Linked DNA regions of Homo sapiens: regions 2 and 3 are each linked to region 1. Evidence: chromatin contacts called from ENCODE Hi-C or POLR2A ChIA-PET data. All regions are on one chromosome and are shown on one strand. Each heading gives the region's core, a stretch centred on a gene start or an enhancer-like site at or near the end of the contact. The rest is flanking DNA. Distances are from core to core; before and after follow the strand shown.

Region 1 (3,504 bases), core at 731-3,230:
GGAGCCCACGGGGTGGGGTGGGGCGAGGGGAGGGGGGCTCAGGCATGGCGGGCTGCAGGTTCGGAGCCCTGCACCGCAGGGAGGCGGCTGAGGCCTGGCGAGAATTCAAGCACAGTGCGGGCGGGCCAGCAGTGCTGGGGGACCTGGCGCCCCCTCTGCAGCTGCTGGCCTGGGTGCTAAGCCCCTCACTGCCCGGGGCCAGTGGCACCTGCCAGCCACTCCGAGTGCGGGCCTGCCGAGCCCGTGCCCACCCGGAACTCACGCTGCCCCGCGAGCGCCAGTGCACAGCCCCGGTTCCTGGCCGCACCTCTCCCTCCACACCTCCCAGCAAGCAGAGGGAGCCGGCTCCAGGCTCGGCCAGCCCAGAGAGGGGCTCCCACAGTGCAGCGGTGGGCTGAAGGGCTCCTCAAGTGTGGCCAGAGCGAACGCCTGAGGCCGAGGAGGTGCTGAGAGTGAGTGAGGGCCGCCAGCACGTTGTCACCCCTCACTAGCATTTTGGGAGGCCAAGGCAGGCAGATCACCTGAGACCAGGGATTCAAGACCAGCCTGGCCAACATGGTGAAACCCTGTCTCTACCAAGAATACAAAAAAAAAATTAACCAAGCAGGGTAGGGTGGCGTGCATCTGCAGTCCCAGCTACTCGGGAAGCTGAGGCAGGAGAATAGCTTGAACCTAGGAGGTGGAGGTTACAGTGAGCCAAGACTGCACTACTGCACTCCAGCCTGGGCGACAGAGCAAGACTCCGTCTCAAAATAAATAAATAAATAAATAAATAAATAAATAAATAAAATAAAAAATAAGGCCAGGCGTGGTGGTTCATGCCTGTAATCTCAGCACTTTGGGAGGATGAAGCAGGCAGATCACGAGGTCAGGAGTTCGAGACCAGCCTGGCCAACATAAGTAACCTGTCTCTACTAAAAATGAATAAATAAATAAATAAATAAATAAATAAATAAATAAATAAAATAAAAACACAATGTATGGGGAGTAGGGTAGGGACCCGAAAGGATGTCTGTGCACTGAGTGAGACCACAGGGCAGGGAGGCAGTTGGAGGACTGTTCCTCATAGCTCAGATGGGATCCAGTGACTGCCTGGATAGGGGAGTGGCAATGGGATGGTGGGGGAAGGGGCTGGCATCTTGGACAATTTCAGAGGCACAGTTAACTGGTCTTGGTGACCACTTGGAATGAGGTTAGTGGGGAAGGGGATAGAGAAGAGGAGGAGTCCAAGATGACCTAGGGAACGGCAGAGACCTAGGGGCTCCGCCAGTGAAGGCCCCTTATTCACACAGGCCTTGTCCTTTGCCTCTTACACTCCAGGAATCTGAGCTTGGCACTCTTGTCAGGACTCCAAACCAGACTTCTTGCCTTTCTGTTCCATTGGCTAGCTTCAGACCTAGTGGGAATGGCCAAGGCTTTCCTTCTTACTGTGACAGTGGACTGCCCCTCCCCCATGTCCACCTAACGCATGCTGGCCACACTCATGAAGCCTTAGTCAAAAACTCCCCATCTAAATCCACAGGGCCCGGGAGAGCCAGGTTTGTTACCGGAAGCTCACAAAGCTCAGCCTCTTTTAAAGCAATTAAAAGCCCAGTGTGGGAGACCTTTGGCACCAAGTTTTTCCACCTACTAGGCTCTCAGCACAGATCTAACAGTCCACCAGCGTTGGAAGGCCAACACGTTACCCTGGAGCCAAGTGGGAGATGACTACACACACACACACACACACACACACACACACACACACACACGCTCTGTGAGTGCAGCTCTCCACTCCCTCTTCCCCTTCCAATTTCCCAAAGCTCCCATTCAACAAGGAAAACATGGATCTGATTATGAGGTTTGACTTGGGCCAAACAGTTGCAGCCCTACTCTCATCAGGCAGACTGGAGTAGGGACAAATTTCCATCAGAAAGGCCAAGGGAAATGAGTGACAAGTATAGAACTGAGCTGGCTGGGCCAAGGAGAAGGAGCTGCAAAGGAGAAAATTGTCTCTATTACGTCAAATCCGTCCTCAGATAATGAACTGCCAAGCCGCCACATGCTTCTGCAGCATCACATTAATCTTTTTTTTTTTTTCAATTACATCTCTATTCCAGCCACCTAATAAAAAAGTGTGGATCCACTCCCCACTCAGACAAGGATCTATGGAACATGAGAAACAGGCAAATTCTAACTAGAGGACAGTATTTACAATCGGTTCCAGATTCCCAAAGGAAAACAATTTTGACTCAAATAAGTAATTTGAGAAAGACAACTTTTGAAAAGTTTAGGCATGAAGACGTTTGTACTATAGCGTGAGGAAGAAAGGCTAATTAGAAAACAAAATGTAGTTGGCAGCCTGCTGGAGTTGGCTCTCGATGTTTCCCAAGAGCTGATTGTTAAAATTTCAGGAAGTTTGCAAGCTGGTTGACATCATGTTGATACTTTGAAACCAGCCATGGTGGGAGTGTTTACACCACAGAAATTGGCAAATGCTACAAATCAGGATGGCCCCTCCCTGCCAGCCATTTGTTAAACATTTAACAGCACACTAAGGAGTATGATCCCTTTCCATTTTTAAAGTTCTATTTATATACACATTGGTGTATGTGTAAAAAGTCAGGAAGTAAAATAGCTAAAACATTAAAACACTAACTGTTTTCATTCTGGGTGGTAAGACTAACAAGCAGTTTTTTGGTTTTTGTTTTTTTTTTGAGAGGGAGTTTTGCTCTTGTTTCACAGGCTGGAGTGCAAAGGTGGTGTGATCTTGGCTCACTGCAACCTCTGCCTCCCAGGTTCAAGCGATTCTCCTACCTCAGCCTCCCAAATAGCTGGGATTACAGGCGTGCACCACCACACCCGGCTACTTTTTTTGTATTTTTAGTCGAGATAGGGTTTCACCATGTTGGTCAGGCTGGTCTCGAACTCCTGACCTCACGTGATCTGCCTGCCTCAGTCTCCCAAAGTGCTGTGATTACAGGTATGAGCCACCACACCTAGCCACTAACAAGTAGTTTTTATCTTCTTTGTTTTCTTTTTTCTACAGTGAACCTGTATTCTCTGCACAATGATCAACTTTTTGGCAAAGGGGGTGGTTTCTTTCCCTTCTGAGCTCTGATTCACACCTTTCCTCATCTTTCTTTTATCTACTCCTGCCCTGGCCTCCCAGGTTTTTACCCTCTGTGTAGGGTGGTGCTCAAATCTGAACTACCCACCTACCCACAGGTCAAGTAGAACTCTGGGAAATAAGAACGGGTGAGCAGATGCCAGGCTCCAGGAAGACACAGCCCCAGCTCAGCCCACACCAGGCTTAGGGCTGGGGTGAGCTGGCTTCTGGACCTCTGCTCTGGGCATAAAGCTGTTATTGGTGATTTAACAAAGGAGGGATGAACAGCTGGGGAGAATAGGAGTCACTGCCCAGGTCACCCTGGGACTCTGTGGCTGGAACACCATTCCTCTAGGTGTCGACATCGGTTTTCACCAGCTGCATGCTAGCTATTCCTGATGTCTGTAAAGCGGGTA
Region 2 (3,504 bases), core at 277-2,776, 250 kb before region 1:
TCAGGAGGAAGGGACAGGTTCCTTCCTCTGGTGCAAAGGTTGGTCAGGTCTGCTTCTAGCCCATCATAAAAGACTGAGGTTGCCTATGGTGAGGGATCCTCAGCTGTGATGCAAATCCACTGCATGTGCACACCCCCGAGCCTGTGTCACCGCCACAGGACTTGCAGGGGAAAGGGGAAATGATGTGAACATAAAGCCCTAAATAAACTGGGGTTAAATCCTAAAAACTGGGATTAGGGAAGCTAAAATCTAGTTGCTGTGCCATGAGTAATAAAAAGTCATTTGTCTCTGACTCAGGAATCTCAAGTCTCCTGCCAGCATCCATGAAACTATAGTGGAAAAGCTTTTTTTTTTTTTTTTTTTTTTTTACAGTTCTTGATACTACCTTTGGCAAATTTAAATAAGGTCCCAAGAACAAAATCTTGCCTAGGACAACTGTCTAGGGACTGGGGTTTGGGTCATCTTTCTAAATGTTAAGGGCGTGGGGACAATGTTTTGATACTATTGAGGGTCCACTTACTTTTTTTTATTTGCATATCACTAAAAAGTAAAGCACATGAGAGACTTGCTGTTGAATGAATTCAGTCTTCTTGGAGCTGGAAAAAACTGTATTTATTCCTGTGGAAAACAGCCCAGGCTGCAGATGCTGAAAAACACAATCTTTTTCCAGCATCCAGCACCAAGGATCTCCTTAACTAAGAATGAGCAAAATAATGGCTGGGCGCGGTGACTCACGCCTGCAATCCCAGCAATTTGGGAGGCCAAGGCAGGCGGATCACTTGAGGTCAGGAGTTCCAGACCAGCCTGGCCAACCTGGTGAAACCCCGTCTCTACTAAAAATACAAAAATTAGCTGGGTGTGGTGGCACATGTCTATAATCCCAGCTACTCGGGAGGCTAAGGCAGGAGAATTCCTTGAATCCGGGAGGCAGAGGTTGCAGTGAGCCAAGGTTGTGCCACTGCACTCCAGCCTGGGCAACAAGAGCGAGACTCTGTCTCAAAAAAAAAAAAAAACAAAAAAAACAAAAAAAAAAAATAGAAGGAGCAAAATAAGAAATAGGAGAGATCAAAGGAGGCCATTAAGGGCTTTGGTTTTTTTTAAACACAAAAAGTCAAGGAAATTTAAGTTGAGATGTTAATTACTTTAGATTTTAAGATCTTTGGATTATGACCTACAAGGGCATTTAATTTATTTGAACATTATTATGTTGACATTTTATATCATTGCAGAACCTCTGAAAAGTTGCACTAGACAATGTGGCTAGAAATAATTTTGGATGAGAAATACCACAGGGACTGAGTTTTAGTTTCTGGCAAATTTCGTCTTCTAGGGGTGGGGGGCAAACCATCATTGCCCATGAGACAGGCCTCTTAGGTCCAAGCTAAATATCCTTAGAAATATCCTGTAACTGTTTCAAAGCATTTGTGAGCTCTCCTGGAACACACTGTGACTAATAGCATGTCGCAATCCTGAGTATCCGCTGTCTTTCTCAGCCAGCTCTTGCAGCCTTACGAACAAACCATGCAAAGCGTGGCTTTTATCTCCAGCTGTTTCCTTTGTGCAAGCTTGCCTAGTCCCAAAGAAAACTTCAGGACTGGTTGCACCCAGTTCTCACCATGTTTTTATGGTTCCCAAGACTTGAAAAAAAAAGAAAAAATCTGCAGATGTGACAGAAGACATCTAAGCTCCAAATCCCCAGGAAGCTCTGTTGGCTCATTCCCCGGTCAGTGTCCATAGGACAGTGGAACGCAGCGATTTCCCTTTCAGGCTTCAGTCACACTAAGATTATTTTTAGGTTGCCAAAGGAAGCTCATTTTCCAAGTCTCTGGGGCAGATGTTTGAGTGACCGAAGGAGAACCAGATGGTCATCAGAGAGGCCTGGGCTGGGAATGAATAACCATTCAGAAAATGGGAATCAGGACAACAATAAATCAGCACAAAGTAGCAAGAAGCCTGCAAGTTACGTGTAGAAATTAAAACAGGAATCTACTGCTACACTCGACCCGCTGCTTTCCAATCAAGAGAGTAACTCAGAACTAAAGAGGAAAACAGCAACACCACAAAGTCAAACTCGTCAACCCTGGGCGTGCTCTGGTACACGCCGGGCATGTGTGCATAGATCAGAGGTTGTCAGATGCAGCTGGGAGTGGGGGGAGCCGCAACTGATGCCCACTGCGACGCTCAGGCTGTGGCTCCGCAAATGAATTAATACTGCCCTTGTTCTAGCTAAGCCCATTTCCAGCTTCCTCCCATTCATCACCCCCAAACAATTTGAATGGGCTTAACACACATTGAGAGTGATTATTTTTATGCGTTGAAATTTAAAGAGATCTCTTGGTTCCTTAGAAAGTTGAGGTAATCACCTTTAAGGGCACAGGAATGTAATCAGTCATTAGCTTGTAACTGACCCTCTTGCAGTGGGTTTGTATGTGTCATGTTCCCAAGAGAGGCTAGTGTCCTCTAGTAACTCTCAGCTCTTTGAAAATAACAGGGGGGCCAGGCATGGTGGCTCACGCCTGTAATTCCAGCACTTTGGGAGGCCGAGGCGGGTGGAGCACCTGAGGTCAGGAGTTCAAGACCAGCCTGGCCAACATGGTGAAACCCCGTCTCTACTAAAAGTACAAAAAATCAGCCGGGCGTGGTGGCACACACCTGTAATCCCAGTTACTCAGGAGGCTGAGGCAGGAGAATTGCTTGAGCCCGGGAGGCAGAGACTGCAGTGAGCCGAGATCGTGCCACTGCACTCCAGCCTGGGCGACAGAGCGAGACTCTGTCTCAAAACAAAAACAAAAAACAAAAACAACAAAAAAAGGAAACAACAGGGGATGTGGAGGTCAAGGAGGAGAATGCATGTGTTCAACCTTAGTACAGATTTCAAATTGAGGTAAGGTAATAACAGGCATCCTCTGGGAAGTGGAACTCTCTCACTCTTGCCATGGTCCCATGACCTAGTGGGTGAGAAAACTATGGGGTCTGGAGCTATTCTTTGGATTTGGGGGCTGGCTACTCAAGGTAGACCCTTGGGTCATTTCTCAGCAGTGTTGGCTACCAGGTTCATTGCATTGGATGTATTTCTGGAAGTAGGACTATGATATGCTTTAAACACCAGAATGACAAAATCAGGTGTGTGTGTGTGTGTGCGTGCGTGCACGTGCACGCATACACATGCATACAGGAAAATCTCAAGACATGTAAAAGGTAGTGGTGGGAAGGCTGTTAAAAAAAGAAAGGCATGTAAAAGAGCCCTAAGAAGTACACAAGGCTGGGCGCAGTTGCTCACGCCTGTCATCTCAGCACTTTGGGAGGCGGAGGCGGGCGGATTGCTTTGAGCCCAGGAGTTCAAGACCAGCCTGGGCAACATCACAAGACCCCGTCTCTACAAAAAATACAAAATCTAGCTGGGTGTGGTGGCACATGCCTGTAGTCTCAGCTACTTGGGAGGCTGAGGTGGAAGAATAGCTTGAGCCCAGAAGATGGAGGTTGTAGTGAGCCAAGATTGTGCCA
Region 3 (3,504 bases), core at 730-3,229, 220 kb before region 1:
GAAGAGGCACACTTGAGAGAAGGATGCTGGCTGTTTTTTTCCGTGGAAGATATGCTCTGGCTGCTGGGGTCTAGAAGATGAGTGTTTCTTCCTCCCCCAGGACAGAAAAGCTGTGAACCTCTTTCCCAAGAGCAACAAGGACCATTCTTAGAGTCCAGAAATAAGAAAATCTATTTGGGTTTTAGCGCAAATTAGTAAAAACCTATCCATCCCCCTTACTAGTTTACACCACCATTCTTTTCTCCTTTTCCCCTCCTCTTTGTTAAACAAAACATGTAAGTATGGTTAACAAAGGATGTGACAATACTAGGTACATTCCTTTCTAATTTTTAAATACTTTTAGAAGTAGGACATGTGACAAGAAACATGCAAAACGATGTTCATGGGAATACAATATCAGCTCAAATGTATATATATATATACTGACAGAAGAGTTCAAGACACTTTCCATCAAGAGCACCCACATTTCCACTCCACTTGCCTGCCCCCAGCCCCAAACCACAAAACTCGTTAAAAATAAAGTCATGCAAAACACTTAACAAATAAAACTGGCTTCAGAGGGCAGAAATCACTAATCTGTAATACAGCCCCCAACTACACTACTCAAGAAACAGACCTTCTTTTTCACTTTTATCCGATAACATAATTTTTTTTTAATTGAAAGTAGGAGATAGGAGGGGAGTGTCCAAAGAAATTAATGCAAGTTTCCTCACCTTGGAATTTCTGATCATCTAATGAAGGGAGTTCAGAGGACTACAAAGGAAGACACAAGCAACAAGAAGTAAATGTTAGCAGTTTTTTTTGTTGTTGTTTTGTTTTTTTCTTTCGAGACAGGGTCTCACTCTGTCACCTAGGCTGAAGTGCAATGGCACAATCTTGGCTCACTGCAACCTCTGCCTCCTGGGTTCAAGTGATTCTCCTGCCTCAGCCTCCCGAGTAGCTGGGATTACAGGTGCACACCACCACATCCACTCAGCTAATTTTTGTATTATTAGCAGAGACAAGGTTTCACCATATTGGCCAGGCTGGTCTTGAACTCCTGACCACTGGTGATCTGCCCACCTCGGCCTCCCAAAGTGCTGAGATTACAGGCGTGAGCCACCGTGCCGGGCCCACAATTGTCAGTTTTAAAGGTATTTGCCTACAGCAACGTTCAGTAAAAAATAAATCAGTGTCTGATATTTACTAGGCTAAAACTTGTACTGGCCAAAATCTAACAGGCCAACTTAAATATAACGATATTAAGGATATTTCCAACTGCCTCCTTAACAATTCCACTTGGGTATCTGATATACACCTTAGTACAATCAAAACTGGACTTTTTTCCTCTCTTACTCCTGGCTTTCCCATCTCAATGCAAACAGCATTATCCTCTACTCAGGCTAAAGATGATCCACAAGCCAAAAGTCCGTGAAGTATCTTTGATTCCTTCTGTTTAATCTCCCACATCTGAACCACGAGCACCATCTGTAGAGTCTACTTCCGAAATAGATGCCAGATCCACCGACTTTGGCCTTCTCCTCTCCCTAACCTCCCCCGTCAAAGTGACCAGCATCTTTAGCTTGGGTGACCACAATAGCCTCCAGTTTGGTCTCCCTTTTAAATTTCACCTCCTACAATCCATTATCCTCCATCAAACATCCAAGGGGAAGGTTTAAAAAACATAGGCTGTGATGCACTCAGCATAAGCCCTCCAACAACTTCCCACAGGACCGAGAATAAGGTTCAAACTCCAAGGTGGCATATGCGAACCTCTGTAACCAGCCCTGCCCACACCTCCTGAATCATCTCCTGGTGCCCAGTGTCTTTCTCATGGAACACTCTGTCATTCCTGCCTGAGGGCAGATGCTTTGCTGGTTCTTCCCTGGGAACATTCTGCCCCGGATTATGCAGGGCTGCCCTTTTCTGACACTCAATCCTCAGCTCAAACATCGCCTCTTTACTGAGATCTTCCTGCTCTGACACCCAACATCAACCAGCCCCCTGCCCATGACACTGCCCGGCCAGCTTTCACTTCACCCTGTTTTATTTCATTGACTCATCAGCTTCTGACACTGTGATTTGTGGATTTGCTTATTTATTGTTTGTGGTATGCTATAAATGCTGTGAGATAAGAACCTTGTCTGTCTTGTTTACCAACTAGTTCTCTAGCAATTAGAACAGTGTCTACCACATTATAATATCCCATAAATAGCACTGAATGAACAAATATAGAATGTTTATCCGCTAATCTTACAGTTCCATGATGGTCCTTGCGACTGAGGTTAAGAAGCTCACACAGATGGGAGATCTGTCTGTTTGCCAGTGTTCATTGTGTGAACCCTGGTCCAGTTGGAGAGACCGAGTTCTGCAACAGACCCTGTCTAGACAGATGGTTTGGGCATTTGTTTTCTTTTACATTAGCTTAAAGGGCAACAAGACTTTGTCAGCCTATTGAGAAAAAGCCAAACCCTGAAAAACTGGATGCTATGGACTTCTGCACTAATGTTGTTGGAGTGTTACCCTTTCCTGTAAACTGCCAATTACTGCGTGAGTTCACACATGTATCCCTTCACTGAAGCCAACGAAGGGATTTATTTACCAAAACAGGAGCGGTACATTAAAGGGAGCTGTCTCACAGCATTTAAATGACCTCATTACTGCTGGAACCAAAAATAAAACTTTATAACAGCAACTTTGCCCCATATGTGAGAAGACACAATCCAACCAGAATCTTGCTGCCGTAAATACTCCGGCGCTAGTTGCAAACCTTTTCTGAAACCGTTTGCTTACCCCTTCTTATTCAGAATGATCAGTAAGAAATGGGTGAGCATAATGTCAGAGCTGGAAGTCCCTTAGTCATCAGACCAAAATGCTCAGTTTATAGGTGAGAAAACAGAAGGCCAGAGAAAGGCCGCAGCAACCTGAAGGCCACAGTGCTGGGGATGGCAGAACTGAGGCAGGAACTTCAGGGTCCCATCTCCCAGGACTAGTATTCTTGGGGCCTTGATTAATAAATACCTACAAGGCACTGAGCTAAGACGGGAAACAAAGACAAAGAAGGCCCCGCCCTGCACTATTCACAATAGCAAAGATACAGAATCAACCTAAGTGTCTATCAATGGCTGACTGGATAAAGAAAATGTGGTATACACCAGGCCAGGTGTGGTGGCTCATGCCTGTAATCCCGGCACTTTGGGAGGCCGAGGCAGGCAGATCACTAGAGGTCAGGAGCTCGAGGCCAGCCTGGCCAACATGGTAAAACCCCCTCTCTACTAAAAATACAAAAAATTAGCTGGACATGGTGGCGTGTGCCTATAGTCCCAGCTATTTGGGAGGCTGAGGCAGGAGAATTGCTTGAACCCAGGAGGCAGAGGCTGCAGCGAGCCAAGATCGCGCCACTGCACTCCAGCCTGGGTGACGGAGTGAGACTTCGTCTCAAAAAAAAAAAAAAAAAAAGAAAAGAAAATGTGGTATATACCACAGAATACTCCTCAGCCATAAAACAGAATTAAATCATGTCTT

What was found. A loop is a pair of places that touch in the nucleus more often than their neighbours do. ChIA-PET counts read pairs that join two places held with the same protein, here RNA polymerase II (POLR2A). Pooled maps may share reads with other maps.
Region 2: a map of cardiac septum shows a loop between it and region 1 (18-fold over the local background). The contact joins two enhancer-like sites. A Hi-C loop is called at or near these places in 1 of 168 maps with a recorded cell type or tissue (cardiac septum) and 5 of 50 pooled maps. POLR2A ChIA-PET finds 5 or more read pairs at or near these places in 2 of 52 experiments (Caco-2 and RWPE1).
Region 3: a loop to region 1 is called in a map with no recorded cell type, with 1.8 times the contacts of the local background. The contact joins two enhancer-like sites. A Hi-C loop is called at or near these places in 3 of 37 single-sample maps with no recorded cell type and 3 of 50 pooled maps.

Annotation. Positions count from the first base shown.
Region 1 is chr5:31,773,912-31,777,415 of GRCh38, reverse strand. All of the region lies in intron 1 of PDZD2 (PDZ domain containing 2), which reads right to left. Among named protein-coding and RNA genes, the nearest start is that of PDZD2, 140 kb to the right of the region's middle. Within about 2 kb of position 1,980, at least 4 of the 41 ENCODE cell types and tissues checked have a DNase peak (open chromatin) inside an H3K27ac peak, as active enhancers do.
Region 2 is chr5:32,026,194-32,029,697 of GRCh38, reverse strand. The region is part of intron 6 of PDZD2 (PDZ domain containing 2); the gene reads right to left. Among named protein-coding and RNA genes, the nearest start is that of MIR4279, 92 kb to the right of the region's middle. RefSeq lists an enhancer at 2,164-2,665. Within about 2 kb of position 1,526, at least 17 of the 41 ENCODE cell types and tissues checked have a DNase peak (open chromatin) inside an H3K27ac peak, as active enhancers do.
Region 3 is chr5:31,989,356-31,992,859 of GRCh38, reverse strand. All of the region lies in intron 3 of PDZD2 (PDZ domain containing 2), which reads right to left. Among named protein-coding and RNA genes, the nearest start is that of MIR4279, 55 kb to the right of the region's middle. Within about 2 kb of position 1,979, at least 2 of the 41 ENCODE cell types and tissues checked have a DNase peak (open chromatin) inside an H3K27ac peak, as active enhancers do.